Linked DNA regions of Homo sapiens: regions 1, 2, 3 and 5 are each linked to region 4. Evidence: read pairs that join two places in POLR2A ChIA-PET (ENCODE). Cell type or tissue: CD4-positive, alpha-beta T cell. All regions are shown on one strand. Each heading gives the region's core, and the rest is flanking DNA. Links, peaks and the distances in the headings are about the cores only. Region 1 overlaps MYOM1 (myomesin 1). Region 2 overlaps LPIN2 (lipin 2). Region 3 overlaps LPIN2 (lipin 2). Region 4 has its middle 50 kb from the start of LPIN2. Region 5 overlaps LPIN2 (lipin 2).

Evidence for each region. Peaks named below come from ENCODE experiments on the same cell type or tissue, not always from the same donor. Only the 100,000 strongest peaks of a DNase experiment are listed, where the experiment ranks them.
Region 1: POLR2A ChIA-PET joins it to region 4 with 22 read pairs; 9 of 35 experiments call an interaction of 5 or more read pairs at or near these places.
Region 2: POLR2A ChIA-PET joins it to region 4 with 30 read pairs; 13 of 35 experiments call an interaction of 5 or more read pairs at or near these places.
Region 3: POLR2A ChIA-PET joins it to region 4 with 11 read pairs; 9 of 35 experiments call an interaction of 5 or more read pairs at or near these places.
Region 5: POLR2A ChIA-PET joins it to region 4 with 68 read pairs; 13 of 35 experiments call an interaction of 5 or more read pairs at or near these places.

What each region holds. Positions count from the first base shown.
Region 1 is chr18:3,127,143-3,133,087 of GRCh38, reverse strand. It overlaps MYOM1 (myomesin 1), which reads left to right. Exons shown (of 38, transcript NM_003803.4): 17 at 1,592-1,713; 18 at 3,569-3,856. Among named protein-coding and RNA genes, the nearest start is that of MYOM1, 90 kb to the left of the region's middle. In CD4-positive, alpha-beta T cell, for the core only: CTCF peaks have their summits at 3,418 and 3,618 (motif pointing right); a DNase peak (open chromatin) is centred at 3,627.
Region 2 is chr18:2,981,804-2,988,202 of GRCh38, reverse strand. The region is part of intron 1 of LPIN2 (lipin 2); the gene reads left to right. LOC124904236 (a long non-coding RNA gene) reads right to left here. Exons shown (of 2, transcript XR_007066268.1): 2 at 2,793-3,129. Among named protein-coding and RNA genes, the nearest start is that of LPIN2-AS2, 18 kb to the right of the region's middle. In CD4-positive, alpha-beta T cell, for the core only: a CTCF peak has its summit at 2,349 (motif pointing right); DNase peaks (open chromatin) are centred at 2,402 and 3,192; H3K27ac peaks cover 128 bases.
Region 3 is chr18:2,968,693-2,975,091 of GRCh38, reverse strand. All of the region lies in intron 1 of LPIN2 (lipin 2), which reads left to right. LPIN2-AS2 (LPIN2 antisense RNA 2) reads right to left here. Exons shown (of 3, transcript XR_001753322.2): 3 at 4,983-5,064. Among named protein-coding and RNA genes, the nearest start is that of LPIN2-AS2, 4.9 kb to the right of the region's middle. RefSeq lists enhancers at 1-229, 2,341-2,490. In CD4-positive, alpha-beta T cell, for the core only: no CTCF peak of the experiment used is centred there; DNase peaks (open chromatin) are centred at 2,761, 3,661 and 4,081; H3K4me3 peaks cover 2,095 bases; H3K27ac peaks cover 3,200 bases.
Region 4 is chr18:3,059,971-3,066,369 of GRCh38, reverse strand. No RefSeq gene overlaps it. Among named protein-coding and RNA genes, the nearest start is that of LPIN2, 50 kb to the right of the region's middle. RefSeq lists enhancers at 4,928-5,057, 5,425-5,719. In CD4-positive, alpha-beta T cell, for the core only: a CTCF peak has its summit at 3,216 (motif pointing right); DNase peaks (open chromatin) are centred at 3,219 and 4,379; H3K4me3 peaks cover 1,410 bases; H3K27ac peaks cover 1,583 bases.
Region 5 is chr18:2,991,880-2,998,278 of GRCh38, reverse strand. The region is part of intron 1 of LPIN2 (lipin 2); the gene reads left to right. Among named protein-coding and RNA genes, the nearest start is that of LPIN2, 18 kb to the left of the region's middle. RefSeq lists an enhancer at 35-134. In CD4-positive, alpha-beta T cell, for the core only: a CTCF peak has its summit at 3,527 (motif pointing left); a DNase peak (open chromatin) is centred at 3,528; H3K4me3 peaks cover 362 bases.

The DNA of each region.
Region 1 (5,945 bases), core at 1,853-5,852, 66 kb before region 4:
ATTTTTTGTTCATCTTTTGTCCACAGTACCTAACTCAGTGTCTGGAACACCGAGACCCCAATAAATCTTTGCTGAAGCAAAGCTGACTCTAAGGACTGAAGGGCTGGCCTAGATTATGGCTCCTTTGTTAAATACTTGAACATGCGAATAGTCATAGATTCGTTAGCAGACCTGTTATTTCCTCTGGCTGCAGTCCTTAGGATGGATTCAAATGTTACAGTGATTCATGAAACAGCTATTTATAGCCATAATAGCTATGAAAAGAGTTAGGTTGTTTTTATGGATGAAACTTCCCATGGATTCACACCTCATTATTGAATCTTCATATCTAAATGGTAATTCTAGAATCCATTGTTCACCTTATCTTCAGATTCTATAGTAATTTCCCAAGTAAGTACCTTCCTTGGCATGCAGCGAGACAGTGACTAGGCCTCTATGACAAGGAGCCACCAATGCCTTACAGCCATAGTTATATACCTAAAATAGTCATTGATCATATTATTAATTGGGTATTAGGCTTAATACCTGGGTGATGAAATAATCCGTCAACAAACCCCTGTGACACGAGTTTACCAATATAACAAACCTTCCCATGTATCCCTGAGCCTAAAATAAAAGTTAAAAAATATATATGAGTTGGCTGGGCTTGGTGGCTCTTGCCTGTAATCCCAGAACTTTGGGAGGCCGAGGTGGGTGGATCACGAGGTCGGAGTTCAAGACCAGCCTGGCCAAGATGGTGAAACTCCATCTCTAGTAAAAATACAAAAAAATTAGCCAGGCGTGGTGGTGGGTGCCTGTAGTCCCAGCTACTCAGGAGGCTGAGGCAGAGAATTGCTTGAACCTGGGAGTTGGAGGTTGCAGTGAGCTGAGATTGCACTACTGCACTCCAGCCTGGGCAACAGAGCGAGACTCCGTCTCAAAATATATATATATATATTTTAGAGTATAACTCATATATATATATATATACACACACATATATAATAATAATTTTAGAGTATAACTCATATATATTATTATATATGTATATATTATTATTATATATACATATATATAATAATATTAATACTAATAATTTTAATACTAATTATTATTTATTAAGTACCTCATATATGCCAGGCCCTATATAGGTACTTTATATACTTTATAACTAACCTCTACATGAAAATTATCATGTAAGCATCATTATCCCTATTTTACTGGTGAGCATTTGGGGAAGACCAGGGCTCCTCATTTTTTGACAGAGTGGGTTTAGAAAAGTGCCTTAGTTACCTTCTTGTCTAAAGTATATATATTACCTGAATCTTTCTACATCTTTTTCTTCCTTTAAAAAATGAATTATTAGCTGGGCATGCTGCTTACAACTGTAATCCCAGCACTTTAGGAGGCTGAGGTGGGAGAGAGGATGGCTCGAGGCCAGGAGTTCAAGACTAGCCTGGGAAACACAGCAAGACCCCATTTCTGTTCAAAATAAATCACAATAAAAAAAAAAGAATTGTTTTCATAAAGCCAGATCCACTCCATTAAGCTAACAATCATCTTCCTTAATCTTCCTCCTAGGAAAATTTTTTAAAACTTGTTTTCCTTTTAGATTCACTTGTCATGGATTAGTGACTGGTCAGAGTTATATTTTCCGGGTCAGAGCAGTCAATGCAGCTGGACTTAGTGAATATTCCCAGGATTCAGAAGCTATTGAAGTCAAAGCTGCTATTGGTAAGTTCCTTATGCATAACTGTATGGGGGAAAAATGGATTTTTCTATGTTAGAAAGGAAGATACCATCCTCTCCAGAAATTATTTAGCTTCCAATATTGCTGGATGATTGCATCCTTAGATGATCATTTTCTCTGACTCTAGGTGATGTCTAACCTTCCATAGCTGCCATTTTACAGACCTTCATCACTTATCCAGATTCTGTGCATCCATAGCCTTTTCATCTTCACGAACCCAAGTTTCCTCAGATATTTCACATTGTGTGAAACTCCATTCTAACTTCATGCTCATCCTGGGACTGTGAAGGGCCATTCCGATTCCATGAAGTGGTATATCACCCATAACACAGATCATCTTGTCCCTAAAAGCCATTTGGTCTATGCCAGAGCCTGGCTTGTTTTTGCTAACAGAACATTAACATGCTTCTTATAAACCCCTCTAAAATTCATGCAAGGCACATGTAATTGCTTAATCATATGTTTCATCTTTGCTTGCAAAGTAACCAACAGAATAAAACCAGTAATAAAGTAATTATATGTGTGTATGTGATGTACCTCCCAATCTTGGATAAAGTAGAAAAGGGACCCAGGTGGTTAGAAACAATACAAATAATATTTGTGGGCTGAGCACGGGGGCTTACACCTGTAATCCCAGCACTTTGGGAGGGAGAGGCAGGCAGATTGCTTGAGTCCAGGAGTTTGAGACCAACTTGGGCAACATAGTGAAATCCCATTTCTAAAAATAACAATAAAAAAAATTAGCCAGGCATGGTGGTGCATGTCTGTAGTCCCAGCTATTCAGAAGGCTGAGGCACGTGGATCACTTGAGTCCAAGAGTTCAAGGCTGCAGTGAACTATGATCTCACCACTGCACTCCACCCTGGACAACAAAGCAAGATCCTGTGTCTGAAATAAATAAATAAATAAAATAAAATTTATTATATAGTAACGCATGTTTTTTAAAAAGCTGATTTAATATTGATTGTCTTCAGTTAGCATCTCATATAGCTTTTTCATATTCCTTATAACATAGGGATCGGGCACAGTGGCTCACGCCTGTAATCCCAGCACTTTGGGAGGCTAAGGCGGGTGGATCACTTGAGGTCAGGAGTTTGAGATCAACCTGGCCTACATGGCTAAACCCTGTCTCTACTGAAAATACAAAAATTAGCCGGGTATGGTGGTGCATGCCTATAATCCCAGCTACTTAGGAGGCTGAGGCACGAGAATTGTTTGAACCCAGAAGGTGGAGGTTGCAGTGAGCCGAGATTGCGCCAGTGCACTCCAGCCTGGGGGACAGAGTGAGACTCCAAAAAAAAAAAAAAGAAGAAAGAAAACGAAGGAAGGAAGATTCCTTATAATGTGAACCATTCTAAACATGTCTCTTTGAGGTTGAGAGGTACAGACCATTACTATTGTAGTACTGCACATAATTCGAGGTGTTATAAAATTAGGATCTTTAATATGATGTCTCTTGTGCACTTTATAGTCCTTTTTTCATTCTGTTGAATAATAGGGCTTACATCTCTCAATATTTGTGTCTAAGATTTGCTTTTCCTTATATATACTAAAAGCCCTTTGGGTTCTGCAAATCGAAATGGTTCCTATTCTATCTTTGGCTTCTTTGTTCTCATTTCTTCTTTTTCCAGAATACGGGGAAGGTGAAATGTTCCTTGGCGTATATTGTGTGAAATGTAGTCTTTCCATATTTCTTGCAAATGTGAGCGATTTTCTTTAAGCCAAGACTGTTTTTGTTCTGCTTGTGGTCCTAATGTTTTTCTCTTTGTTCTATCCTATAAGAGCAGCTGATACTCTGTCCGGGCTCAATGCGTTTCTGTTGTTGTCTGGCAACTGTAGGGGGAGGAGTGTCTCCAGATGTGTGTCCCGCACTGAGCGATGAGCCTGGTGGACTAACCGCCTCCAGGGGGCGCGTGCATGAAGCCTCCCCGCCAACCTTCCAGAAAGATGCTTTGCTTGGCAGCAAACCTAACAAACCTTCACTACCCAGTAGCTCTCAAAACCTGGGCCAAACAGAAGTGAGTAAAGTAAGTGAAACAGTTCAGGAAGAGCTTACCCCGCCACCACAGAAAGCGGCTCCTCAGGGGAAAAGTAAGTCTGACCCCCTGAAAAAGAAGACAGACAGAGGTGAGAGTTGAGAAAGGGAAGCTGTTCCATCCGTCTCCATCACTGTCCTCACCTCTCATCGTCTACATCACATCCTTCATCCATGTTTGCTTTCATCAATGTCCATTCTTATTGTATGTGTTTTCAGCTAGCCATCTGAAATGTGTACTTTCATCTGATGACTTGGAAAAGTAATTGTCTATGGGTTTGGCTTGTACACATCATTTTGGGTGCTTAATGATGCTAGAATGTTTCAAGTAATTTGGTTATAGAGCCTTTCTTGGTTTGTCAGGCAGATACACCTCTGGCCTGATTTTGCTAAGAGAATTCGATGTGAGAGCAGGACTTGGTACTGCTAGCCTGTGTGAGGTCCTTTGAAATAGTCATGTTTGGAACATGTAGAGGAGAAAGATCTCACAAAGAAGGTGACATCGTACCAGGGTCATAGTTGTTACCTTCTTGCTCATCCTCAGATTATTAAGCGATTATTCACATTTAATTTAAATAGTTTGCAAGAAAAATCAACACTGGAAAATTAAATACTTTAAGTGAAAAAAGTATATAAAAAGATTAAAAATTTCTAAAATAATAATAATCTAAATAGCTACTTACCTACTACTTTTTGAAATGAAAAAAGAAAAGAAAAAAACAGCTATAAATATATCTTTGAGTTACCATGAAAAGTTTAAAAGTTAAAATTATAATCACATATAGCTATATTGTATGATATATGATCCTCATTCCCAGAAGTGATTTATTTAAGATGATTTATCAGTAGGCTAAGAATGATCTGATTAGGATATTTGGTACCTGTGGCTAATATATCCTAGGAGACATTGTTTTTCCTATCAAACAACAATGAACTGAAGCACATGTGCTGATAAATTTTTAAATGCCTCTCATCCAGTTCTTTTTTCTAACCCCACCCCAACTTCTATAACCTCCTCTGTTTTATGACACCTTTCTTTGTCCCTCAACTCGAGAGGAGATATTCATTTGAGAGCACATATTCAACAATGCTCTGAAATAGAGGGAGAGAGAGAAAGCTTTTTTAAAATGTGAGGAATAAAGGAGGTTGGTAAGTGGAGAAGAGATAAATGTATTTTATTTTAAAAGCCTTCATTCTTCTGATACTCTTTTTGGGTAAGAATGAGATAGTTTCTTTATCTCCTATAATCCAAATAAACATTCAGAAAATTCTCTTCGATGTTATTGCATATCTAGATGTATTTCTTTCCACCACTTCACCCCCTCTCTTCATTGAAAACTGTAATTTCAGTAGTTGAGTGAAAAGCTGATCAGCAAAGCCACATAAATGAAGGAGGACTTTTGAAATATCCTCCAGATATTTTTCTAGCTAAGCACTGATAAACATGGTGACAGCTGTATAGTATTGTACCACATGAAAAATATTCCAACATCAGATTAAAAATAATGTGATAAAAGTATTATACACTAAGAGAAAGTCACATAGCAGATTGTGTCTGTTTTTTAAAAATGTTTTCTAAAGCTGTCATTTAGCTGAGCTCTAGAGTAAATTTTTTTCTTGTGTGCAGACAGAGTTGTGTAGTTGTAAGGTCTCACAAGGGTAAGTGTGCCTGAATGGTGAAAGGCTAACCATTTGAGAAATATATGGAAATTCTGGGCCAGGTGTGGTGATTCACACCTGTAATCCCAGCACTTTGGGAGGCTGAGGTGGGTGGATCACCTAAGGTCAGGAGTTCGAGACCAGCCTAGCCAACATGGTGAAACCCTGTCTCTCCTAATAATACAAAAATTAGCCGGGCATGGTGGTGCACACCTATAATCCCAACTACTTGGGAGGCTGAGGCAGGAGAATTGCTTGAACCCAGAAGACGGAAGTTGCATTGAGCCAAGATGGTGCCATTGCACTCAAGCCTGGGTGACAAGAGCAAAACCCCAGCTCAAAAAAAAAAAAAAAAAAAATATATATATATATATATATATATGGAAATTCTGAATAAGCAAATTGCAGCAGAAATTGATATACACATTCCATTTTCATCAGGGAACAAATGAAAACTAAACCACATAAAGAAACAAAAATTATACCTTGGGAAAAATATTTCTTCTTATGGGGAAAAGAATC
Region 2 (6,399 bases), core at 871-4,870, 78 kb after region 4:
GTTGAGGAGCATGGAAGTTTGAAAAAGAACCAGAAATTTGGAGAGAGAGCTGACCACAGAAACAAAGGAGGGTTGCCAGATTCTGTTGGGGACCCATTTAAGGCTACAGATAAGTAATTTATACTGTTACCCATCTGGCCTGCTGGCAGCACTCATGATGATTCTTTTTTTTTTTTTTTTTTTTTTTTTTGAGACAGTCTCTCACTCTGTCGCCCAGGCTGGAGAACAGTGGTATGATCTTGGCTCACTGCAACCTCCGCCTCAGCCTCCTGAGTAGCTGGGATTACAGGCGTGAGCCACCACACTCAGCTAATTCTTGTATTTTTAGTAGAGATGAGGTTTCACTGTGTTGGCCAGGCTGGTCTTGAACTCCTGACCTCAAGTGATCCACCCTCCTGGATTCTAAGTACACTTAAAATTACAGCAGCCGTTCGTTTCTATAGATGGAAGAAGGTGGCAGGAAGAAGAGTAATTACTAAGAGTAATTTACTAAGTAAAGCTGATTACAAATATCTTTTAAATAAAAAATTTTTAAGTAATTGAAAGAGATCACAGCAACAGAATAATTTAAACAACCATCACCAGTTTTTCAGGTGGTCGAGAAAATCTTGAATTAGAACTGTTGTGAGGAACCAGCTATGGAAGAGAAAATTGGAGTCAAAGATGGACCTGAAATGTCCACGTGGAAAAAAATAAGTCAAGGAATGTGAGGATGAGGGGTTCCTACATGATGCCGATACATTTTGTGATAATTTTCACTTATATTTTCTTTGGATTGTCTTAATGATATAATCAACTCTTGCTCACCTTATTTGTTGTTTGTTGCTGTTTTTGGGGGACAAGCTTTAAGCTATCTCACTTTTTGATCTGGAGTATAGGAACCCAGCACTGGCTTCTTCCAGCACCTTCACTTGGCCTCAGTGTTGTGATGCACTGAGCCACCCCTGTTATTGTGAGTCTATAACAAGTAATTTGTTTCTGAAAAGATTAAAGCACTACACTTTGAAAATTATTTAGTGTTTTAAAATTTGATGATAGTAAGACTTGCATTTCAACAGGATTTTTTGAGTTTGAATGAAATGGGGGTGATATAACCCCAGAACAGAAAATCGTATACCTAAGGGTGTCATCACTGTGCAAACTGCTATTCAGAGGTGAAATGGGAGAAGAAAAAGACATTTAAACAGAAACAATTAGGCAATTAACAGGCCCCCTCTTCACCCCCGACCTCCACCCCTGTCAAGCAACTGAGGCCTCAGGAGTCCTGCCTGAGCAGAACAGAGGGTTTTCCATTTCTTTTGGCTTTATTTTGTTGAAAATGTTGTCCAAAAGTTGTGACACAAGTCAGGCCATAATTACTCTGATCCTAAATTAGGCTGTTCAGCTTTACTCTCTTAATGTTCAGATGCACTTGACTGCTACAGCCAGGCAACTCTCAGTATTGTCTCTCTTGTCTCCAAATAGTGGGTAAAAGCTTGACCTCAAACATTTGTGTTGGAAGGGTTAGACCGCAGAGGTTGTTTGGTCCTAAGCTCCTTAAACTGCGATGTGTACACTGAGCATCCTCTAATTCTTACAGTAAATGTGTTGCATTAACCTTTGAACTTGGAAGAAGAAAGCTTTGGCCAGTTAGTCTTTCTTTTTTTTTTTTTTTTACATTAAAAAAATAGACTTATCACAATAGACTACAAAATGTGTGAATTTTAAAGATAAATGACAAGTCTTCAAAGAAGTTTATCTTTGGGAGAGTCACTTTAAGCTGGGCGTCTGACCTCAGGAGACCCTCCCTTGTTTTTTCTCTTCTGTTCCTGGAAAGATCTGTTTGCATTTGGTTATTCACTCACAGTTCAGTGAAATTGCCAGCCACTAGCTATCTTGTTTAGAATTTTGAGATTATATGAGGATATTATGAAACACTGGAACTTGAGTAAACTATATAACCATTACCCAATGAGCAGTTAAACTACAAATGTTTGAAAAACCCAAGAGTGGTAGCAAGAGGAATTTTATCTTGGTTTTGAATAAAACGTCAGTCCCTTTGGGGTTGTTTTCATAAACAGTGAATTATAAGTGATTCCATTTAGGAGAAGAAACACTTCATATGCTTTGGTGTAGATGGTGAGAGCCATTTGGCTCTAAATGAAAACATTTGTTTCAGGTGAGCCATGGTCCTTTACATGTTCCCTTTGTCATGAGGAGTCTTGAAAATGCAGAAATGCACTTAGGTTCTTCACTATAGAGGAATTCCGGTGGGTATTATGAAATTCTTTGTAATTGAGGTTATAAAATATTTTCATGATTTTTTAATAATCAAAACTTAGTTTTGTCACATCTTCATTGGTAATCCAGGAGCAAGGTGTTGTGTTTCCATAGTATGGCCACTGGGGGGGAGTACAATTATTTTCATGTTTTATGGTAAAATAACATGCTTGTGGTGTAAAGGTATTTCTGTTGAACCAGCTTAGTACAGCTTCAGATAAGCAAATTCTAGCTAGAAAGTTTTAAATAAATCGTTATACCCTCTTAAAAAGCCCTGTATACCTAGTCTTACATACTTATGGGATTAGTAGTAGAAAAAACAAAAACAAAGAAGGTATATATTTTACTTAGCATCATTAAAGCTGTGGAATCTGAACAGGATTCTGTTTTTCCTAACTAGCATTTTAGCTTTGTTTCCCTAAGTTAGACTATTTTTTTTTGAAAGAGTTAAGTCTTGGGAAAAAGACTTCCAAATTCTATGCACTTTTTAAAAAAAAGATCATTGAAGATGTTATACAAAAGTAAAAAGTAGCTTTTTTCAGTAGTCATTTATTTTTATTTTAGCCTGTAGAGAAAAAGTTTGACAATACAGTAGCGTTTTCCTTTGAAAATCATAGGGATGATTAAGAATTGTTGGTTGTGATTTTTAACATTTATCCATCAAGACTGAAAAGTGCCACCTTGCAGATGGTGGGGGTGGAAGCAGAACTTTGGCTACCAGCTTTGAAGGTCAGGGTGATCCACAGGTGGCCATAGGAGGAAACTTTAGGTGTGTGCCTGTTGGCAACACAGATGTTTAGAAAATGAGCTCACTTCTGATGGGTCCATAGTACATGTTCCTTGCAGTCAGGACATTCTGGGAGTCATCAGCTAAAACAAGGAAACAATACAAACACTATCAGGAAACCCCCAAATGACTGGCTTGGGTGCCCCACCTGTTGTGTAAGCTGCATTGTAGGCAAGAGTTGCTGAACAGAATTCTACCCGCTGACCTCTGCCCTGCTGGATCTCCACCACGCCTCACTTGCTAAGCCTTTGCTCCTACCTCTTGTCAGCCTCCTCCTGCTGATCCCCAGCATGTTCTTTCTTGGTCTCTGCTTGGCATAACACAAAAAAGCACTGAACCAGAAACTGGGGGGCTTCTTCTCCCTGGCACCTTTGCTGACCAGTTGAGTGACATTGGGCTAATTGCCTGACCTCTTTCTGGGCCTCAGTTTCCTCACATTTAAAGTGGATATGGTTTTTGTCTTTCTTCTTTCCACCCTCCTTACAGTTTTCCCCTTCTCCTGCTATCCAGTTGAATATTTTCTCATCTCTTCTACATTTTATTTCCTCTGCCCCTCTAACTTTTCTTTTTTTCACCTTCTTAGGTTTCTCTTTAATCTCTCTTTCTCCTACTAGCCTCCCCTTCTTGCTGACCTCTGGCTTCTTCCATTTTTCTCCACCGGCAGCACCCCAATATCCGGTTTTTATCACTACCATCTGATGCCAAGGATCCTGAACTGCAGTAGATCATGGATGAAGAGATTTAAATTTTTATTCATTGCATAAAATTTAGGCCAGAAAAACCTAAACAATTCTCTTCTGGAAGTAGGAGTTTGTGTACATGATGTGTGTTGAATTAGATCGCAAGTGACTGGGCACTTTGGTGTACTGCAGGTCCACGATACTATGCTGGGCTAGAAGGCAAGCAGGAAAACATGCTGCATGCAAGATAAGTTTTGCCATTTCTAATTTTGGTGAAATTGGTTTTTAATTCTGCCACTTAATGTTTTTATTATATGAACCTTGGTGATATGTTACTGTATTAAGCATCACCAGACACCTATTACTTGGTCAAACATTTGAAAATTTTGTCTTTTGTGAAGTTTAGATGCAGAGAAAAGGGTTTAATGTGAAGGTTAAATGGATGTGGATCAGCTAGTATATTGTTGATGAATTAACTAAATACTTTAAAGGAATGATGAACAATCCAGTTGTCCTCAGTTCTTCCTTACCTATAACTTGCCTGAATGGCCTTTTCCCCACCTTGTTCTCAAGATTGTCTCGGGGCCTTAGAGCAGCATTGTCCAATAGAAATATAATGTGAGCCACATGTGTAATTTCAAATTTTCTAGTAATCACATTTTAAAAAGTGGGAAAAAAAAAACTAGGTAAAAGTAAATGTAATTTCTTATTTAACTCAGTATATCCAAAATATCCTTTAAACATGTAGTATATATTAGAAATTATGAGTTTTTTTATTCTCTTTTCATTCTTAGTCATGGAAATCCAGTGTGTATTTTACACTTGGAGCACATTGCAGTTGGTACTGGCCTGATTGCCATTGCTCAGTAGCCACACGTGGCTAATGGCTGTTTGTGATGAACAGCACAATCCTAGACAATGGTATGAAAAAAACAGTGTATCTTAATTCAGAAATCTAATATGTTTGTCCATGTGAGTTGTGTGTTTGCGGTTTTTAGAAAAATTCAGTTAAAATTACTATGTTTTGACTTACTGAGAGCTGCCAAGGAAATACCAGGAATGTTTTAATTTTACAGTGTTGCATTATCATATTCTTGAAATTAATAAATTCTGCTTGTTATATACAGTACTGAGCAGGATATCTCCCAGAATTGTGAAAATACCTTGGGTCACACCAGTCTGACAAAGGAAAAGTGTTCAGTAGTTGGGCTCTTGGAGGCATGTAATCTGGCTGACTTTGGGAAGCTCCCTGCTGCTCGGAAAATGTCTGTAAATTACTTCCCTTACATGATTAGCTTATGTAAGATCACTCTCCATATGTGTAGTAGCTGTTTTTATTTCTAAAAAATGAGGATGTGATTGGTTTAGAGAATCATTAACTCAATCCCTGTCCTGTGTGATGGAAGCTGCAGTGGCCATCATGTGATTGGGCAGGTCTTGGTGCCTATCAGTGTAAACACATGGCACAACCTGTCCCATGCCCCTGCTTATCTCCTTTGGGGAGAAGGGGTTGAGGTATTTTGAGCAAATCTCATTGGTAAACTTGTGTATGCATTGCTTTTTTTTTTTTTAAGAACCATTTCCTTTCAGTTTTAGCCATATAACTGTGTCTGCAAGCAGTTTGTACTCAGTTTGTCAAGAGAGCAGCTTTCTGTTTTGATTATATACCTTCATCTCTGAAAAAAGACATGCTAGTTAAATTTCAAGATGTTTTACTTAGAAGATGACAAGGAAGATGAGGTGGTTTGTAAAGGCTCATTAAGTAAAACTCAAGATGTTTACCATGACAAGTCCCCTCCTGGTATCTTGGTGAGTTACATCTCCCAATGTCCCTGCTCCCTTCGCTGCTTGCTCAATCTGGACACTACTGAGAGACAAGGGGATGGCATCCACCAAAAGAAAAAGACTAATGCCCTTTCTTAGGAAAATGTAATGTTGTAGTGAATTTTATTAACTTCTAAGTGTTATGTTGAACAGAAATCTTTGGCTACCTGCCCTCCTGCATTTACTATGCCATCTTTCTGCTATCTCTATTCGTTGTTATTTAACAAAAGACTTTTTTTTCCTAGGAAAAAAATGAAGTTGCTGTTTTAAACTGAGAATTTTTAAAAATTATGTTTCAAAAATAATATATTTGGTTTCACATTCTCTTTGCATTTAAGTGTAGTAGTAAAAATCATATAAAAGTGTTACAGTTTTTGTTGGCCTAGTCATAATTTTTGGAATGGTAAACTAATATTTTGAAGCTGACGTTGTATTTGGATATATGAGAGTGGCTGCAGTTGCTTTCTTCTGTGATCATAAACAAGAATTTTTGTAAGCTTGAAGTATGTGGGGAAAATATAAATTGTATGAACTTCTTTAATCCAGAGTTTTCTCTCTTGTTACAAAATATAACTTAGAACAAGTTATGTAAGCTTAGTGTAAGTCCCAGAAATCTGCATTAAAGAAACAAAATCAAGTGACTTGAGGACAGTGTAACTCTACCTGTGGAAGCTTTCCTTTAAAAATAATAGGAAGGAAACACTATTTTCAAGGTTATTTTTTAAAATTAAGGATGGATATTTTTATGAAAACAAGCATAAAATCAGTGAGACAAAAATTAGTTTCTAAAATCTGTGGCTCATAACTTGATTTTAGTTTTAAGGTTATACAAATGTTTATTATCTTTAA
Region 3 (6,399 bases), core at 1,233-5,232, 92 kb after region 4:
ATATAACATTTACCTCACCTAGTTGTGAGGATTAAATCAGATGAGGTACGTAAAATGGCATTTGGGGTTTAAACAATTTTTGTTTGTTTGTTTGAGTCAGGATCTTGCTCTGTTGCCTAGGCTGGAGTGCAGTGGCACAAACATGGCTCACACTACAGCCTTCACTACCCTGGCTCAGGCATTCCCTCCCACCTCAGCCTCCGGAGTAGCTGGGACTACAGGCATGCGCCACCACACCCAACTACTTTTTAAAAAAATTCTCTGTAGAGATGGAGTCTCCTTACATTGCCCAGGCTGCTCTCCACCTTCTGGGCTCAACTAATTCTTCTGCCTTGGCCTCCCAGAGTGCTGGGATTACAAGTGTGAGCCAACGCACGCAGCCTAAAATGGCAATTGGAAGGGGTAAGTTAGTGCCCTCTCCACTTTTTCCCCCATCATCTCCCTGTAACTAACATTAGGAAGAATAATGAGTAAAACATCTGAATTACAGCTTATGTAATTTGTTGAGGATATACAATGTTTAAAAAGTTAAGACCATGAGAAAATGAATTTGAATTTTCACCAGTATAGAGGTGAATTTACATTTTAAGCAAATCCCACATGTGAAAATCCAAACTTAAAAAACAGTTACGTTATTTTACAAAGGAAGGATTTCTCTAATAACAGGCTCCCCCAAGGACACTGAAGATTCCTTAAAAACAATACCAGTAGAAGCCCAGGCGCGGTGGCTCACGCCTGTTAATCCCAGCACTTTGGGAGTCTGAGGCGGGCGGATCGCGAGGTCAGGAGATCGAGACCATCCTGGCTAACACGGTGAAACCCCATCTCTACTAAAAAATACAAAAAAATTAGCTGGGCGTGGTGGCAGGCGCCCGTAATCCCAGCTACTGAGGAGGCTGAGGAAGGAGAATGGTGTGAACCTGGGAGGCAGATTGCACCACTGCACTCCAGCCTGGGCCACAGAGCAAGACTGCATCTCAAAAAAACAAAACAAAACAACAACAACAACTAAACAATACCAGTAAAATCAACTTTGTAAAAAGATATCTTAGCAATCCCGTTTTAAAATATCCAAATAAAATGAAATTATGTTCACACAAATGCCTGTACACAAATGTTTATAGTACAGAATGAGCATCCCTAATCCAAAAATCTGAAATCCAAAATGCTCTAAAATCCAAAACTCTCTGATGCCACAAGTGGAAAATTCCACACTTGCCCTGGTGATAGGTCCCAGCCAAGATGCAGTTAAAGCTTTGTTTCGTGTGCAAAATTAATTGAAAATATTTTCTATAATTACCTTCAGCCTATGTGTTTAAGGTGTATATGAAACATAAATGAATTTTATGTTTGGACTTGGGTCATTATGTATATGCAAATATTCCAAAATCTGAAAATATCCAAAATTCAAAACATTTCTGGTCCTGAGCATTTTGGATAAGGGGGATACTCAACCTGTAGTTTTATTTGTAATTGCCGAAACCTGGAAACAACCCAGATATCTTCTAGCTAGTGAATGGATAAACATTTGATACATCCATGCAGTGGGGTACTACTTAACAGGGAACAGACTACTGATACATGCAGCAGTATTGATTAATGTCACGTGGACTGTGCTAAGCTAAAGAAGCCAGAATCCAAAGGTACATACTGTATGGTTCTATTTATATGATATTCCAGAGATGGCAAGACTAGGGACAGAAAGCAGATCAGTGATTGGCATGGGTGGGGAAGAGGGATTGACTCCAGATGGGTTTGGGCATTTTGGAGAGCAGTCTGATTGATCTGTATCTTGATTATAGTGGTGGCTACAGCAATGTGTGGTCACAGCTAACAACTGTACACTACAAAAGGGTTAATTTTCCTGCCTGTAAAGTGTATGCTTTTTTTTTTGTTTTAAGAAAAATCTATTTTGAATAGTTCAAGGTACAGCTATTTGTAATCTTAAAACTTCATAGCTAAATTGGCATGAACATTTAGCTGGAATTTTTTCTGTGCTGATAGGTATAACCATTACACAAAGGTTAACTTAAGTAATAGTTTAATATCTTTCATTATTAATTATAAACAGAATGTTGAACTGATTACAGTTCTTAATGATTTTACTTATTGCATTTCTCTCTATTTGCCAGTCAGGTTAAATGTTCCCTGTAACAGCATCTGTCACCTCATGTACAGAGGTCAAAACTGGGCATATTTTAGCCTTGATGGGAACAGACAAGAATTAAATTATCAGAAAGTTTCATGACAAGGTTTTATTTTCATTTTGGGAAATGAAGGGAGAAGCATTAAAGAGAAATGTGGGAACAGGAACCATTTAGTTTTACAGAGCTATGATAGTTTGAAACAAGTTTGGCCATGTGAATGTTGTCGGGGCTGAGGAAGGGAGTTGGGGCCCCCTTTTGAGGGTGCTGCTTACCGTTTTAGGATCTCCTTAAGCCACACATGTTATTTTGAAATTTAACGATAAAATTGAACACTAGTTTTTCTTGCTCTGTACCAGGTTCTATTTCTGAAGAAAATTAATGTTCTGGTACATTATTGAGCACAGGAAAATTAAACTATTGTTTCCAGCCATTTTCCTTAAAGGCTGTGCTCTGTAGCATAATTATATTGGGCATTTTCGTAAAAGTCAGCTGACTAGTAGAAGATGGATAACTTTGTGGTTGTGTTTCACTTTGTTTTCTGTAATAATGCAGTTACGGCACCCTTGCCCCTGCCTCGGCTGACTTCACACTGACTTCCTCTGATGACCAGCAGTCTCTGCCGCGAGTTGCTGCTGCGCTGCTCAGTATTCTCCAGAATGATCTACTTGGCTGTCATTTGTTCTCACGGGGATATTTTTAGATTTACCCATCCTGAGGCGGTGTCATTTTTGTCACTGACATAGACTAGATTTATGCAAGTTTTTCTCTGTGAGGTCTTCAGCAGCTTCTGGAGGAAAGTATTGGTCTGAACACATGGGCATTGCTTTTGGGACTTTGGGTTAACTTCCACCATGGATTTCTTTTCTTTGTTTTTGTTTTTTTGTTTTGTTTTGTTTTTGATATGGAGTTTCACTCTGTCGCCCAGGCTGTAATGCAGTGGCGCGATCTTGGCTCACTGCAACCTCCACCTCCTGGGTTCAAGCGATTCTCGTGTCTCGGCCTCCTGAGTAGCTGGGATTACAGGTGCCCACCACCATGCCTGGCTAATTTTTGTGTTTTTAGTAGAGAGTTTCACCATGTTGGCCAGGCTGGTCTCAAACCCCTGACCTCAGGTGATCCACCCCCCGCCTCGGCCTCCCAAAGTGCTGGGATTACAGTCGTGAGCCACCGCACCCAGCCTGTTTTTTTTTTTTTTTTCCAGTGCATGGTTATATGTATCTTCACTTACCTCTTGAATTTTACTCTAAGTCAGTGAGATAAAACGCAACACTGTGTATATTTCTCCCTCTCCTTGCTGATTCTGTTCACTAGGTCTTGCATTCATTCATTCATTTATTCATTGGTCCATTCATTGATCCAAAACCACTTATTAAGAACCTACTATTGCTAGGCACTGTGCCAAGCTTTCAGGAAGCAGTGAAGCTTGCGGGACTTTTCTCTTCCTTACCGGAACTCAAGAGTTTGAAGGTAGCCTAAATGTTCATGCCGCGTGGTGGGTGCTGTGGTAGGGAGAGGGCAGGGGGCCTTGGGCACTCACAGCAACAGATCCCATCTTGTGACCTCTGCTTTCTTCTCAGCCGCTGAGCCCACACATCCTCCCCTATCATCTTTTTGATCTTTGCCTTTGTGCTCTGGGGATTCACAATCTGTTGTGGATGTACGTTCCTTTTTGATCCCACTTCCTCCTTACCCAGGGAACCTGAAACATCCTTGCTCCTCTTACGAAATACCAGATTAAGATGAAAACTGGTATTGGCTTTTGAAGAATTGTCCAGAAAATTATTGGGCTGATGACTGGGGTGGGTAGAAGATGGGGGCTGGTAATTTTTGAAGATGAAATAGGTGATGTTTATGGTCCTTCCTTAAGTTATACCTGCTGAAAAGCTGAAGTAGACACTGTCGTTGAGTAAAGGTCTGGGCCGCCACTCGGAGAGAGGGTGCATTGCTATACTGGGAAAGCGTCTTCCCTTTTCTGAGCCCTACTCAGTCCAACAAAGCAGTTCATCTGTTTATAGAAAGTGAGTGTGTTGAAATCATCATAGTGAAGTGAACTCAGTGAGCAGAAGTCTGAGCTTTCAGATTCCCTCAAAGGAAATAACATGGTGACAGATCCAAAAATCCTAATTTAAAACTTATCAGCCCTGAGAACTAAGCTTAAGGCCAGCTTCATATTTTCTCATTTTTAAAAAATTAAAAATTTTTTTCTCAACAGATTAAGTTGTTAAGTAGCATAAAGTGTTATCTGGGTTATGTTTGAAGCATGTTCTTGCTAGTTTTGCCAGGCTGATATTTGCAGGAGGGTGTTTTAGGGCTCCAGGTGGCTTTATCCAGTCAGGATCTAGCCTGTCTGATTTAAGTCCTCTGTTGGCAACATTGGAAATGGACTCTGAACAACCACGCAAAGAAACTTATGACTGGCTCATCGTTCAGAGAGATGCCAAGAGGGCAAGAGCCAGGGCCACCTGGGGTGTCAGTGTTCCAAGCTGGTGGGCCTTCTGCATCCCATCTCAGGTAGCCCAGCCCTCCCAGTCTTGGGTGGCCTTGGCTCTCCATATACGTTTCATGAATATCTGTTTGGGCCAGATGTTTCCCACCCCTGTCAGCCAGCAGATACCAAGACCTGGGTCCCGTATTATAGACATGGCTACTGGGGGCCCACCCTTGTGTTTCGGTGCCTCTCTGAGCACTGAAATCATTGAAATCCAGGGAGCCCTGTTTTTACCTTCAGATCTAGCCATTGCATTATGTGTCTGTTTAAATTCCCAAACAGAAATATTGAATCAGAAAATCCCCTCTTCTTACGTATCCCAAAGGTTGATATTGAGTAATATTTGGTTGTAATTGTGGAAGGGGTCCTTAGGCAAGCAGTCTTCCCAGGCCAGAATTTCTGAGTTTTTTCACAGAAGCACTGCCAGTTCTAGAATTTAAGTATCATAAAACAGTCAGGTCAGCTGTCATTAAAATGTCTAAAATTCTATTACTATCTATTGCTTCCACTTCTGATCCACACTTATCAGACCTTGACATCTTTATACGACAGGATGTGAACTTGAGCCCATAACAACTTAGTCTTCATAACAAACTTAATCAGGCTTAAGAGGAGAAAGTTCTTGCAACAGAGCCTAGAGTTAGTTCCCAAACTTGGGTGTCTGTCAGAATCGTGGGTAACAGATTTTTAAGACCTCATTTCCAGCTTTTTATGTAGTAGGTCTGGGTTGGGGTTCATGAGCGTGTATTTGTTTTTATCCCCCTTTCCCGTATTTTTCATGAATGAACCTACATTCTTAAGCACCAAAACTTGCTTCTATTGCAGGCAGTCCAAGGACCACTCTTTGAGAAATACTGACCTAGAGTGTGCTCCTTGCCAGTTTTCCTCATTTAGTGGGGAAAAAGAAGTTAGATATAAAAACCTCCCTGACTGCGACTTCAAACAGTGGAGGTGATGGGGTTGCTCTGATTTAGAAAGACAGAGTTTGTGATCTACGGGGAATTGACTAGAACCTCAGATCCTCCAAAGCACACCTCATCCTGGCTAAATCTCATTCTCTCAGGAGGGAGTCCTCTGAGGCCCAACACCAGCTCAGAACGATTCAAAAACTCCCCTGTACTTTTTCTCTGTAAAAGACAAAGGACAGGACAATTCCCAAGGCTCAGAGCCTTTGTGTAGTCAGTTTTCTGTTGAACTGATTTTGGAAGTAGCACAAAGTAGCAAGAGCTCTTACTTTTACATGGAACTATGCTTCCCTAACCTGGCTCATCTTCATAATTAGTTCTTAAGCTTTAAAACAGTCAGAAATTTGCATTTTTTAAAACCACCCAGAATGATTTTCATGTACACAAACTTTTGAAGCAGTGTGGTAGTAAGTAGTGTTCTTTAAGTTCAACCTTGATAGGAAGTTCCCCACCAGGTCTACTCTTTTTATTTCCATATCTCTAAGTTGGTTCATGCAACAGTCATCAAGACTAACTGATTCTCAGCTCCCTGTGTGTGTCTCTTCTACCATAGAGCTGTGCAGTCTCTTGCCTGAATTTGTTGTGGTGACTTCTGGAGTAGTCTCTCTGCCTTTAGCTACCTCTTCTCTAGTTCATCCTCCCCCTGTGACCTAATCCTGTCGCTTCCCTGAACAGAAGAAGCACTGATTGCACCCATTGCCCACATGATAAACTTGCACAGGGTCAAAGGCCTTGTGGCATCTCACTCTTGTCCCTCAAACTTAGCACACTTTCCCATAAGCTGTTCTCTCTGCCTGGG
Region 4 (6,399 bases), core at 755-4,754:
TTGTAGAAAGTTTTGTCCTCCCCAACCCCAGCACCACACACACACACACACACACACACACACACACACACACACATAACACACACCATTCTAGGAAAATCGTCATGGTGTTTTTTTCTGTTGGGTGCAGTATCTCACACCTGTAATCCCAGCACTTTGGAAGGCTGAGGCGGGAGGATTGCTTGAGTCTAGGAGTTCAAGACCAGCCTGGGCAACACAGCGAGACCCCTCTCTACAACAAATTTTAAAAATCAGCTGGGTGTGGTGGTGCCCACCTATAGTCACAGCTACTTGGGAAGCTGAGGTGGGAGGATCATTTGAGCCTGGGAGGTCAAGCCTGCAATGAGCCATGATGGCGCCACTGCACTCCAGCCTGGGCAACAGAACAAGACCATCTCATAAAAACAATTTTTTCCCCTTCTTTCTCCTGCCAAAGGTAGCGGATGAGACAAGAAATTTCCTTATACAGTTGGCAGGGGCTCCTACACACCCTCTCCTTTACAAGTTTAAGGCTGGAAATTGCTTCTCATCTGACTGTGGCCAATCCACTTGTCCAAACAAGTGCTGGATGCTGCTGCTATGACACTGAACACCAGGCAGGAGCCAGATGCTGTGTTCTCACTCCCAGATATGGCAAGGAGATGAGCTTCCCAAGGGTCAAGCGGACCCCATGGAAGGTGGCTGGCCATGAGCAGTCTGCGGTTCTGCCTGCCTCAGTAAGAGGGCTACATCTGAACAAGCTGACCCGGAAGGAAACTGCCAGTGGGTGGACACCTGCTGGGGAGCTAAAGATGGGAGGGTGGCGGGGTGGGGGTGGGGGTGGGAAAGGTTCAAGCGGCGGCAGACCTCCCATGCCAAGGGCCAAGGGCTGTGCAAGCGAGAGGCCCCTAAGACTCTCCGAAAAGCCCCCACCACACCCCTCAAAAAGCCAGCAACAGAGCTCCCAGTGTCAGAGAGGTGAGGTTTCTGCAAGCAGCACCTCCCACCCCTTCCCTAATTTCCACCTGCTGGATCCCAGACTGGGGAGAAAGCAAGACGGGTGTTGAATCAGGTGGAAACAAAATTTTAAAACAGTGTATTCCAAATTCTGAAATTGTGCAAAAATGTATGAAATCAAAGTGTGCCCTAAGACCCCTGCGCCCAGCAGAGGGGTTTGCTGGGACACAGCAGCAGTGAGTTGGGGAGATGGCTTTTGTGTTCGGAGCTCCATACGCTGAGATTGCTCAACAAAACAGCTATAAGAATTATTTCAGCCATTATTATGACCAAACTAAACCAGTGACCTCAAGATTTAATAGCTTAGGTAAAAAGCTGCTATTTCTACAGGGGAAAATAGAACTGAAACTATAGATCCATCACTTTAATGGTGCCGAAGATACTTTGTAACACATAAAAATTTATGAATCTGTGACCTGGTAAATGTGAAGTAGTGGTACTTAAAGGATCAACTTGGAACACAGAAAAGACCATTCAGAGTTTACTTCAGTTTTATAAAATTAATATATAGGCTGGGGTGCAGTGGCTCACGCCTGTAATCCCAGCACTTCGGGAGGCCGAGGCGGGCGGATCACCTGAGGTCGGGAGTTTGAGACCAGCCTGGCCAGCATGGAGAAACTCCATCTCTACTAAAAATACAAAACTAGCCGGGCGTGGTGGCACATGCCTGTAATCCCAGCTACTCAGGAGGCTGAGGCAGGAGAATTGCTTGAACCCAGGAGGCGGAGGTTGTGGCGAGCCGAGATCTCACCATTGCACTCCAGCCTGGGCAACAAGAGCGAAACTCCATCACAAAAAAATTAAAAAAATAAAAAAATTAATATATATATATATATATAATAGTCAAGTGACACATTTTAAAACCTAGATCTTCCTAAATTCTTGAAGTTCAACTTTAAAACATTATTTTTCCATTTAAAAATCTGACTATTGAAGAACATTAAGTTTAAGGCTGCTTTTTATAGCATAACTTAATTCCCTTTAATTTGTTAAGCTTTATTTATAAATTAATATATTTTCTCTCCACTTTAAGGACTACTATTGTCTGACTTAAACAAAACTGTCTCAAGAACTTAAATAACTTTATCTACTAAACTAAGTATATAAATACAGAAAATTTGGAGTTTTCATAAATATTCTCATATTGTATATAAACCTAGTAAGATGAACATAAAATCACAGTCAATTAAACATTTTACATTGGAATCACAAAGCTGGAGGCTGGGTGCAGTGGCTTACACCTGTAATCCCAGCACTTTGGGAAGCCCAGGCAGGAGGATCACTCGAGCCCAGGAGTTTGAGACTAGCCTGGAGAACATGGTGAAAGCCCATCTCTACAAAAAATCCAAAATTAGCTGGGGGTGGTGGCACGAGCCTGTAGTTCCAGCTACTCGGGAGGCTGAAGCAGGAGGATCGCTTGAGCCTGGGAGGTCAAGGCTGCAGTGAGCTGTGATTGCACCACTGCACTCCAGCCTGGAAGACAGAGTGATACTCTGTCAAAAAAAAAAAAAAAAAATTGGACTTAGTCACTAGGCTAAGACATTTCAAGTACATGAAAATCAAATATGCACAGCCTACATAATGCAGAAATACTAATTTTTGCCTAGATATAGCCTCTAAGATCTGGGACTGGAGTTTTAATACACATGCCAGAATGAGAGATGTAGACCTGGATTGTTCAAGGTAGTGAGTTGGTACCCAAGATGCCTGCACAAATCTGAGATGCACAAAGAGTGGCTTAGTCAAAACAAAAATGGGAATAGTAAAAATATCACCAACTGACATAGAGAAGCTATACAGAAGCTTTCCATCTGCCTGGGGGCGGTTCTGGATGGAAGAAAATTTAATGGATTCCTCAAACTAGTACTGCATGTTTGTGGGGTGCAAATTTACAGCACCACATGGTAACAATCTCAAGCCAAGAATTCCCATAAAAATGGTCGAGGTCCGGGGCCTCAGGGAAGCAAATGCAAAACTACGCTAGACGGGATTCTCTGTCTGCCCACAAAGGATTACTGTTATGGAAATTGTCCTCCCACCATGAACAACTAGAAAAACAGGCAAAATATCAAAACATATGGAAAAATAACCGTTTAGGGCATTGGCCAGCAGATGTGCAGGCCCAAGATGCCTGAGAGAAGGGGAAAGTGATGAGACACCTGTGATTGCTCCAGCTTCTTCTTGCCTAGACAGAGTGCTCAGGCTGCAGCCCAGCAGGGGGAGCCTGTCAGTCTCATTGAATTGAGGGGACAGAGACTGAGGTTCAATGAGGCGGGGTCGTCTAAAATGTATGAGAAAGAATAAGAGAGAGAGGAGAGTTGCACGAAGACAGGGTGCTGGAGGCTGCACATGCTCTTTGGCTGAGTACTATTCAGCAAATGCACGGGAGAAAGAAATCTGGAAAGCCTCAGGCCAAGCAATTCTTGGAGCTCACGCGGGCTGGAAACAGAGTCCGTGTCCACCAGCCGGAATGAAAAGACTTTGTAATACGTGGGCCTCGGGTAGAGTCCTCAGAAGTTTCTCCTCCATAGTGGGGCACTACTAAGGTGAGAAATTAATCCTGGATTAAAAACTCCTCTGGCCCCACCCTAACAGAGCTTAAAAGCAAGCCTCAAGAGGATCAAATATCTACAACAAATCGAGTGTCAGAACAAGGTGCAGCGCATTTTAAATGAACACACTGGCACGGTCTCAGGTGTTCATTAGTTCTGTTCTGTGGGCCTGCTTCACATACCCACAGCAAGATGTTTAGATAAAATACTAATACATCAGTTATATGGAGGATTACAAACTGGATACATAGTGACCATCACATCACAGCCTCAAATATTTGCATTTTGACCTCTACCTTGGGCTTTAGAGATAAGATTATGTTTAAAAAACAGTCTTAAGTTATTTAAATTGCTTCTGAAGAATCAACTGATATATGTAAATGAAAATCTCAATCTCTAAAATGCACACCAAAGTTTCCAAAATTACTTAGCTCATACTTACTAACATCTAAGTGCATTTTTTACTTTTTTTAGAACATGCTTTAATTGTAGCCCAGCATCAAGAAGGCATAGTAGACTTGTCACAAAGCTCAGACACACACACTGTGGTTACTCAGACAGTCCATACTCCCTGCTACTCACTTTTGAGGATGAATATTTACATTCCAAATGATACACAACTAAGTTTAATTTAAAACACTTTGGAAACAAAATAGGCACTGTTTGCAATAAATTATGAAGGTAATGCTCGCCTCCCCTGGGGTTGAGTTTCTACAGTTTCCTTCTGTGGTTTCTTTCCTCTCGTTTCTGGTTTTAGAAGGTTAAGGGCATAACCTATCAGGCCGGGACTTCAGCCTGAGGCGTTACTAGTGCCCATGGTATCACACAAAAGCCACCCACTCTGCTTGCTAAGAGCTGGTTCTAAGCCGGGAGAAAAGGTGTTACATTGCTGAGCCAAACTGAAGCCAAGTGTTTCCTTTCAGAGACGAGGGGGACGTGTCCCAGAATCAGAGAGTGTTTTATTACATTGACTCTATTTTGGTTGTTCCAGGGCTCATCTTAGTTATCTAAATGTCCCTACTGAATGCACCCATAGTTGCCCACAGGAAGCCTCTCCAAGGAGACCCCCATGCCAACTGCAGTACATATGTGAATGCTCCCTCCATTTCCTTGTTCTTTACAGCTTAATATTCCCGGCTAGAAAGAGCTAACCAGTTCTCGGAACCCTCTTTGCTCACAGGCTTCTGTCAGTACAGGCACCTCTGGTTCATAAGCTTCCCACGCAGTCCGGAGACATTCTCCAGAATTTCACGAGAAGCGTGTGTCTTCCTTACACACTCAAAACCAGGAGCTGAATTGCAAGGAGGCATTTGGCTTCATGAAAGTGAAGACTGTGCAGAGAAAGAAGAGAAGCAACTCGTTGCGGGGGCAGAATCGAGAAATCTGAAATCCTCCTCTCAGGTGAAAGTTTCAGCAGCACTGAAGTACAGATGAAAAAATAATGAAAATGAAACCAATTCCTTGTTTTCATCTCAAAACAGAAAGAAAAAACAATTACCTCTACGTCATTCTATTAAAAACACGGGGCATTGCCTGGGCACGGTGGCTCACACCTATAATCCCAGCACTTCAGGAGGCCAGGAATTTGAGACCAGCCTGGGCAACACAGAGAGTCCCCGTCTCTACCAAAAACAAAAAATAAAAATAAATTAGCTGAGCATGGTGGCACATGACTGTAGTCCTAGCTACTTGGGAGGCTGAGATGGGTGGATGCTTGAGCCCAGGAGCTCGAGGCTGCAGAGAGCCATGATCGTGCCACCACTCTCCAGGCAGGGCAACAGCAAGACTCTGTCTCCAAAAAAGACAAACCATAAGATACCATTTCTTCCATTCATTCATTCATTCAACAAATATTTACTTGGTGTGGGTCAGGCCCTGTTCCCCCAGGCCCTTCTGACCTGCCATGGTAGAAAGCCCTCTGTCCCTAAAATTCCTGCCTTTTTGCCAGGTTTATGTCCAGCACAAGTGGAAAATCACCAACAGCTTTGACCTCTGAACAGACACTGCCGGAAGTCATGGAAGTGAACTGGGGTGAAGAATTGGTTTTTTCCATCTCACTCAAGTGTGGCAGGACAGTTGCTCTGTAGCACCGGCGGCCAGGAAGTGAGGGGGAAGAGGCAGGAAATGTGTATTGGCTTCTACACATAAACTTCGTATCTATAAAGAATGAGACTATTTTGTTTAAACGTTTTTAGTTGGAATGTTTCTCAATTTTGTATTTCTTGAGGCTCTTAATTTTGTTTCTTATCTGGGCTGCATTATGGTGGTTAACATTTCAAAAAGTGGTTGAGCATTTCTAACGCTGTGTAAAAAAAGATTGTTGCCTTTAAATACAAGGCAGCAAAGAAAAAGAAAAGCTGTAAGTAAAAATATAGGCCAGGCACCGTGGCTCACGCCTATAATCCCAGCACTTTGGGAAGCCGAGGTGGGTGGATCACCTGAGGTCAGGAGTTTGAGACCAGCCTGGCTAACATGGGGAAACTTTATCTCTACTAAAAATACAAAAATCGTCTGGGCGTGGTGGTGCACGCCTGTAATCCCAGCTACTTGGGAGGCTGAGGCAGGAGAATCATCTGAATCCAGGAGGTAGAGGTTGCAGTGAGCTGAGATTGCGCCACTGCACTCCAGCCTGGGCAACAGAGCGAGATTCCTTCTCAAAGAAAACATAAAAATATAAAAACATAATGATAATGAGAAGCCATTTTAGCTAGAGTAATAGAAAAAATTCATTTGCATTTTAAAATATGGTCATGCTAAAATCACTTTAGCTTTTAAATAGACACTTTGATGTCCCTGGTTCTACTAGAACCTGTCAGTGACATTTGAACAACTTTTATGAAGTAGAAGCAGA
Region 5 (6,399 bases), core at 1,621-5,620, 69 kb after region 4:
TTGGCATTTGTTTTGCAAAACTACTTAAAAATAGCCTAAATCTGAGTGATTGGTGGCATTGATTGCAGCAGTGCTGTTGGTATGGCCACAGCCTTTCCCTTTACCCAAGTGTCCTCCCAGAGCCAGGAAAGGGAGGTACCTCTCCTTACGTTTCTGAAGATTCCATTGTGGTCCCAGTGGGCACCATGCAGAATTTAATAAAGCAGGGCATGAAACTTGAGCTGTGTTTTGATTGACATTGGGAAAGACTCCTCTGCAGAACACAGGCACAGGGTGCCTGGAGCTGCCTGGCACTGGAAACTCTGCCTCACGGTCACCATGTTCTGTTTAACTGAGACAAGGAGACACTTCAGGCACTTCCAAAGGAAACAGTAGGGAAGTAGTGAATTCATGCTTACCGATCTAGCAGACTTCCCTCTGGGAAGCTGGGGGACTGCATCCTTGAGAGCTAAAAGCAAGAAATTGGAGATGTTTGAAAAACTAAGTCTGTGGCATGGGGGGTAAGGAATCCTCCTGCTACTTCTGTGACATCAGCTAAGTAAGCTGATGAATTGGTGACTTTTTGTTTCTTTTTGAGTTATACTGCTTTTAGTAATTATGGAAGAGCCTGCTCTCCCCCCACAGGAGTCATTAAACAATGATTGATGCCATATGTAAGGTTTGTGAATTGTTTATGCAGCAGAAGTCACCTTTTGATCAGAATTGGGGCACTGTCTTGGTTTCATTGTGGCACACTGCAGAGTTATAGGCATAGTGGCCTGGTACTCTGATGATGTCTTGAAAGTGACTGCTATAGCTTTGACTTCATTAATGTTCCTTTGAATTTGTTATGTTTAGAAAAATACAAGCCTCTGCCAGGTGCAGTGGCTCATGCTTGTAATCCCAGCACTTTGGGAGGCTGAGGAGGGTGGATCACATGAGGTCAGGAGTTCAAGACCAGCCTGGCCAACAGAGTAAAACCCCATCTCTACTAAAAAAAAACAAAAAACAAAAATGAGTCCAGGCACAGTGGCTCAAGCCTGTAATCCCAGTACTTTGGGACACCAAGGCCGGCGGATCACCTGAGGTCAGGAGTTTGAGACCAGCCTAGCCAACATGGCAAAACCCCGTTTCTACTAAAAATACAAAAATTAGCCAGGCGTGGGGGTGGGTACCTGTAATCCTAGCTACTCGGGAGGCTGAAGCAGGAGAATTGCTTGAATCCGGGAGGTGGAGGTTGCAATGAGCCGAGATCACGCCACCGCACTCCAGCCTGGGTGAGGGAGTGAGACTCTGTCTCAAAAGAAAAAGAAAAATACAAGCCTCCAAAAATGAAATGTACATATTTATGATGTGTTGATTCTGGCACCTCTTATGCAGAAGTTTACCATTAGCAAATATAGCAAACTTGGTGCCATTGGCAAGGCCTTTGTAGAACCAAATGATGCTTTATTTGGAGATGGTGGGATGTGGGTCTGTTATTCTGGGATATATATGATACTCAATAGATAGATAAAGATATTGGTCGAGCGTGGTGGCTCACGCCTGTAATCCCAGCACTTTGGAAGGCCGAGGTGGGTGGATCATGACGTCAGGAGATCGAGACCATCCTGGCTAACACGGTGAAACCCCGTCTCTACTAAAAATACAAAAAATTAGCCAGGCGTGATGGTGGGCACCTGTAGTCCCAGCTACTCGGGAGGCTGAGGCAGGAGAATGGCATGAACCTGGGAGCCGGAGCTTGCAGTGAGCTGAGATGGCGCCACTGCACTCCAGCCTGGGTGACAGAGAGAGACTCTGTCTCAAAAAAAAAAAAAAAAAAAAAAAAAAAAGATATTTTCCTGGGAGGTAAGCATGTAGTCATATCTTTTCTGCAACGTCACCATGCCTGTTGAAATGGAGAGGTTGGATGATGTAATTGATGGACATTATAAAAGAACCAATGTAACACTTTTATTTTTGGGATGAAGTCTTGCACTGTCACCAGGCTGGACTGCAGTGGTGCGATCTCGGCTCACTGCAACCTCCCACTCCCGGGTTCAAGCTATTCTCCTGCCTCAGCCTCCCGAGTAGCTGGGATTACAGGCATGCACCACCACGCTCAGCTAATTTTTTGTATTGTTAGTAGAGATGGGGTTTCACTGTGTTGACCACGATGGTCTCAATCTCCTGACCTCATGATCCGCCCGCCTCGGCCTCCCAAAATGCTGGGATTATAGGTGTGAGCCACAGCGCCCGGCCGTAACATTTTATTAATAAGTCTTAAGTTTGTCCATAGAGCTAATTACCTCTAATTCTTCAGTTTTGTCCTCCGTTATACACATGTAATAAGGAAGCTTGGTACCCTGCTTAAAAAATGTGACTGTGAAGGAATATGACCAGAAACTTACACAATGAAATGTACTTTGCACTTTAGGGACAGCATATACATTTCATCTATGCTGTCATTCTGGAAAACATTTTGAAACACCCCTTCCTTTTTAAATTGCTTTCAGAGTCTCACAGTGTATCCTTTTATCCCCAGCGGTGGAAAATCTTTACCCTTCAAGGTAGATTAGGTTTTTGGAAATAGCCAGAAGCCATTCAAAGCAACATCTGATGAACCACGCATGTCAGATGAATCATATTTACTTTTGGAGTATAAGAGTTCTGTGACTATGTGGTATTGACACTCATTTTTATCCTGTGTGGCACCTAAATTAAATTTAAAGATAGTTCTTTCAGGAAGAAAGGGGAGCCCTCATGTCATGTTACACAGTGGTGTATCAGTGGAATTAATTTATTGTAGCCTTCAGAGGTGATTGATTTAAAAGACAATATTCATACTAGAGTGTAGATGTGACTAAACAGTTTTACACCAAAACTTGGAAGAAGAGAAGACACTGGGGACAAATAGGCTGAAGAGTGGGGTTCAGTTGGATGAGTCTTAAGGCATAGGGAAATGGTTTGGGAAGTTAAAACATGCAAAGAGCTGATGATTGAAGCATTTAGATTTAGAAAGTCATTTGTTTTCCTTTCCAGTGTCCCTCATTATTAAATAGCTCCTTGATGGCTAGAATCCTATCCTAACAGTCATCTGCTAAGCACTTACTGTGGCATAGGTCTTGGAACTATTCAGTTCATAGTTCTTTTTTAATGAGAAGAAAAAAGAAAACTAGCATTTATTAAGCAGCTGGTGGTTTCCAGGCACCACCTCATGGGATCCTCACAGCAGTCCTACCTGACAGGTGCTCTGAACCCTGCTATATGAAGGGGGCCTGTGAAGCTTAGGTTGACCTGAAACTGAAGAAGGTTCCATCCTGGAGGTCTGTATCAAGTGGGAGAGCTGTGGTATAAAACTCCCTGTCTAAATTCAGCCAAGTCATGTGCTTGCCGGCCCACCCCTAACATGTTTGTGGGGACCCAGTCAGAACAGGCTTATCAATACAGGGCCATATACCATCTGTTTAAACCAGTGGTTCTCAGCTGCAGACAATTTTGCCCACACACCGCCCCCACCCGCCGCCGGGGACATTCAGAAATAACCGGAGACATTTTTTTGGCTGTCACCACTGGGGAGGGTGCTACTGGCATCTGGTGGTTGGAGGCCAGGGCTGCTACACTCCTCACCTCCCAAGCAAAGAATTATCTGACCAAAAATGTCAATAGGCTGAGAAAACCTGTATCTAAACTATTAAAAGCTGTAAATCCAAAGAAAAGATAAATGTTCGAGGGGATGGATATCCCATTTACCCTGATTTGAGCATTACACATTGTATACATGTATAAAATATTATTATATGTCCTCCCCAACTATGATATATCATTAAAAAATTTTTTTAAAGCTATAAATCCAGTCACCACCCCCATGGCCCGGCCTCCATGGCCACCAGTGGCCCTGCAGAAGCCTTGTCCTTTGCCAGCTGCCCTAGGGAGCCTGACCATAGGTCTGCTGCACACATCTACACTGACCAGGGCACAGGTCTGGGGCAGCTTGGCTTGTGATAACCACCTGTTCCTTTAGCTAAATTGTCTTCAAAAAACTTTCCTAGAGGTCTGAAATGAAGAAGAAAAACACTTACTGCCTTTGTATTTTGGGTTTATGATACACAGAGCCTTCTAAAGTGCAGGACCCAGGACTAAAGGCAGTATTGGTACCTGAGATATTACAGGCACTGGGCAAGTTCTTGAATGATAGGCGTACATTTATGTACAGTCTGTACTGCTTCATTTTAAGGGCTGTTACTGTGTGGTGTAAGGCTAGATTGAGCATGTTTTAACTACTTTGGCTGGGAAGTAATTGACTTTTTCAATACCTGTATGCTCTCATCTTTCAAATAGCAGTGTGGTTTAGAACCAGAGGTTTTTTACTTGGGGTCTGCAGACTAACCATAGAGGGGTTCCATCGGATCCTCAGAGCACAAATCTGTGTATGGTTGTGTCGGTATACATGTATGCTGCTGGTTTGCATGTTTTCTGTAAAGAGGGTATATTGCAAAGCTTAGTTGGGTTCTCAGAAATGAGAATGGCACAAACTACTCATGGGCTATATATATTCTCTAGGGTTACTTCTAGATGTTTAGAAGCTAAGATTAGGAATTTGTGTTGAGATCAGAAGTGGATTTGTTGTGGTCCAGTGTAATTTTTGACTGAAGGAAGAAGCTCTCTGTTGTGTGTAGGTATACATAAAATGAAAGTTACACGTTAACTTTTTGTTGAAGTTATTGCTGTGGAATCACCAAGCTCGTGGTAAAAACTAAGTTGTGGGAAATACTTTGCTTTCTACTTAGTAGAGTTGAATGCTCAGAAAGCCATAGTTTTCGAAATGTCAGATTGTTTTACCTAGAAGGATACATAGAAATTATCTAGAAATTCACTTTTTGGGTGAGGAAATTGAGGGTTAATGATATTCAGTGAGTTGTTCAAATAACCTAGGAAGTTTGTAACAGTATAGGAATAGAAGATGATATTTATAGCCAAGAACAAATATATTCTCATTTTAAACTATGGACTGTATTGACATTGCTTTACATTTCAATTAGAGTTTTATTGCATAATTTTAATTCCTATTTTTCTTCTCCTACCTTTTTTCTTTCTTCTTTCTTCTTCTTTCTTCTTTGTTCCTTTCTCCTTTCTTCTTTTTTCCTTCTTCCTTTCTTCTTTCTTTTTTCTTCCTCCGTCAGGGTCTCGCTCTGTTTCCCAGGCTGGAGCGCAGTGGTGCAATCATGGCTTACTGCACACTCAAGCTCCTGAGCTCAAGCCATCCTCCCACCTCAGCCTCTGAGTACTACAGATGTACACCACCACACCTGGCTAATATTTAAATTTTTTTTTTTTTTTTTTTTTGAGACGGGTCTCACTGGCTGGAGTGCAGTGGTGCTATCTCAGCTCACTGCAAGCTCCGCCTTCCAGGTTCACGCCATTCTCCTGCCTCAGCCTCCCGAGTAGCTGGGACTACAGGCGCCCGCCACCAGGCCTGGCTAATTTTTTTTTGTATTTTTAGTAGAGACATGGTTTCACTGTGTTAGCCAGGACGGTCTCCATCTCCTGACCTCATGATCTGCCCGCCTCGACCTCCCAAAGTGCTGGGATTACAGGCATGAGCCACCGCACCCGGCCTAAAGATTTTTTATAGAGATGAGATCTCACTACTGTATTGCCCAGGCTGGTCTTGAACTCCTGGAACTCAAGATCTGCCCACCTTGGCCTCCCAAAGTGTTGGGATTACAGGTGTGAGCCACTGTGCCTGGCCCCATTGCATAATTTTCTAATTGTAGTAAGATTCAACCATTTTTGAATGTATGATTTCATGGTATTAACTACCATTTACTATGTTGTACAACCATCACTGCTATTTCCAAAATTTTTCATGACTCTAAACTCTGTAACCATTAAGCAATAACTCTCCATTTCCTCCACCTGGTAACCTCTAATCTACCTTTTATTTATGAATTTGCCTATTCTAGATATTTCACATAATTGGAATCATATGACATTTGTCCTTTTGTGTCAGGCTTATTTCCTTTAGCATGTTTTCAGGGTTCGTCCATGTTGTGGCATGTATCAGAACTTCACTTGTTTTCATGACTGAATGATATTCCATTGTATGAATATAACACATTTTGTTTCTCCATCTGTTGATGGACAGTTGTGTTGTTTCCACATTTTGGCTGTTGTGAATAATGCTGCCGTGAACACTGGTATACAAATGTCTGTTTTCAGTTCTTTTGTGTATGTACCTGGGAGTGAAATTGCTGGATTATATGGCAATTCTATATTTATTTTTTATTGTATTATACTTTTTTTTTTTTTTGAGATGGAGTCTCACTCTGTCGCCCAGGCTAGAGTGCAGTGGCGCTATCTCAGCTCACTGCAACCTCTGCCTCCTGTGTTCGGCAGTTCTCTACCTCAGCCTCCCAAGTAGCTGGGATTACAGGTGCA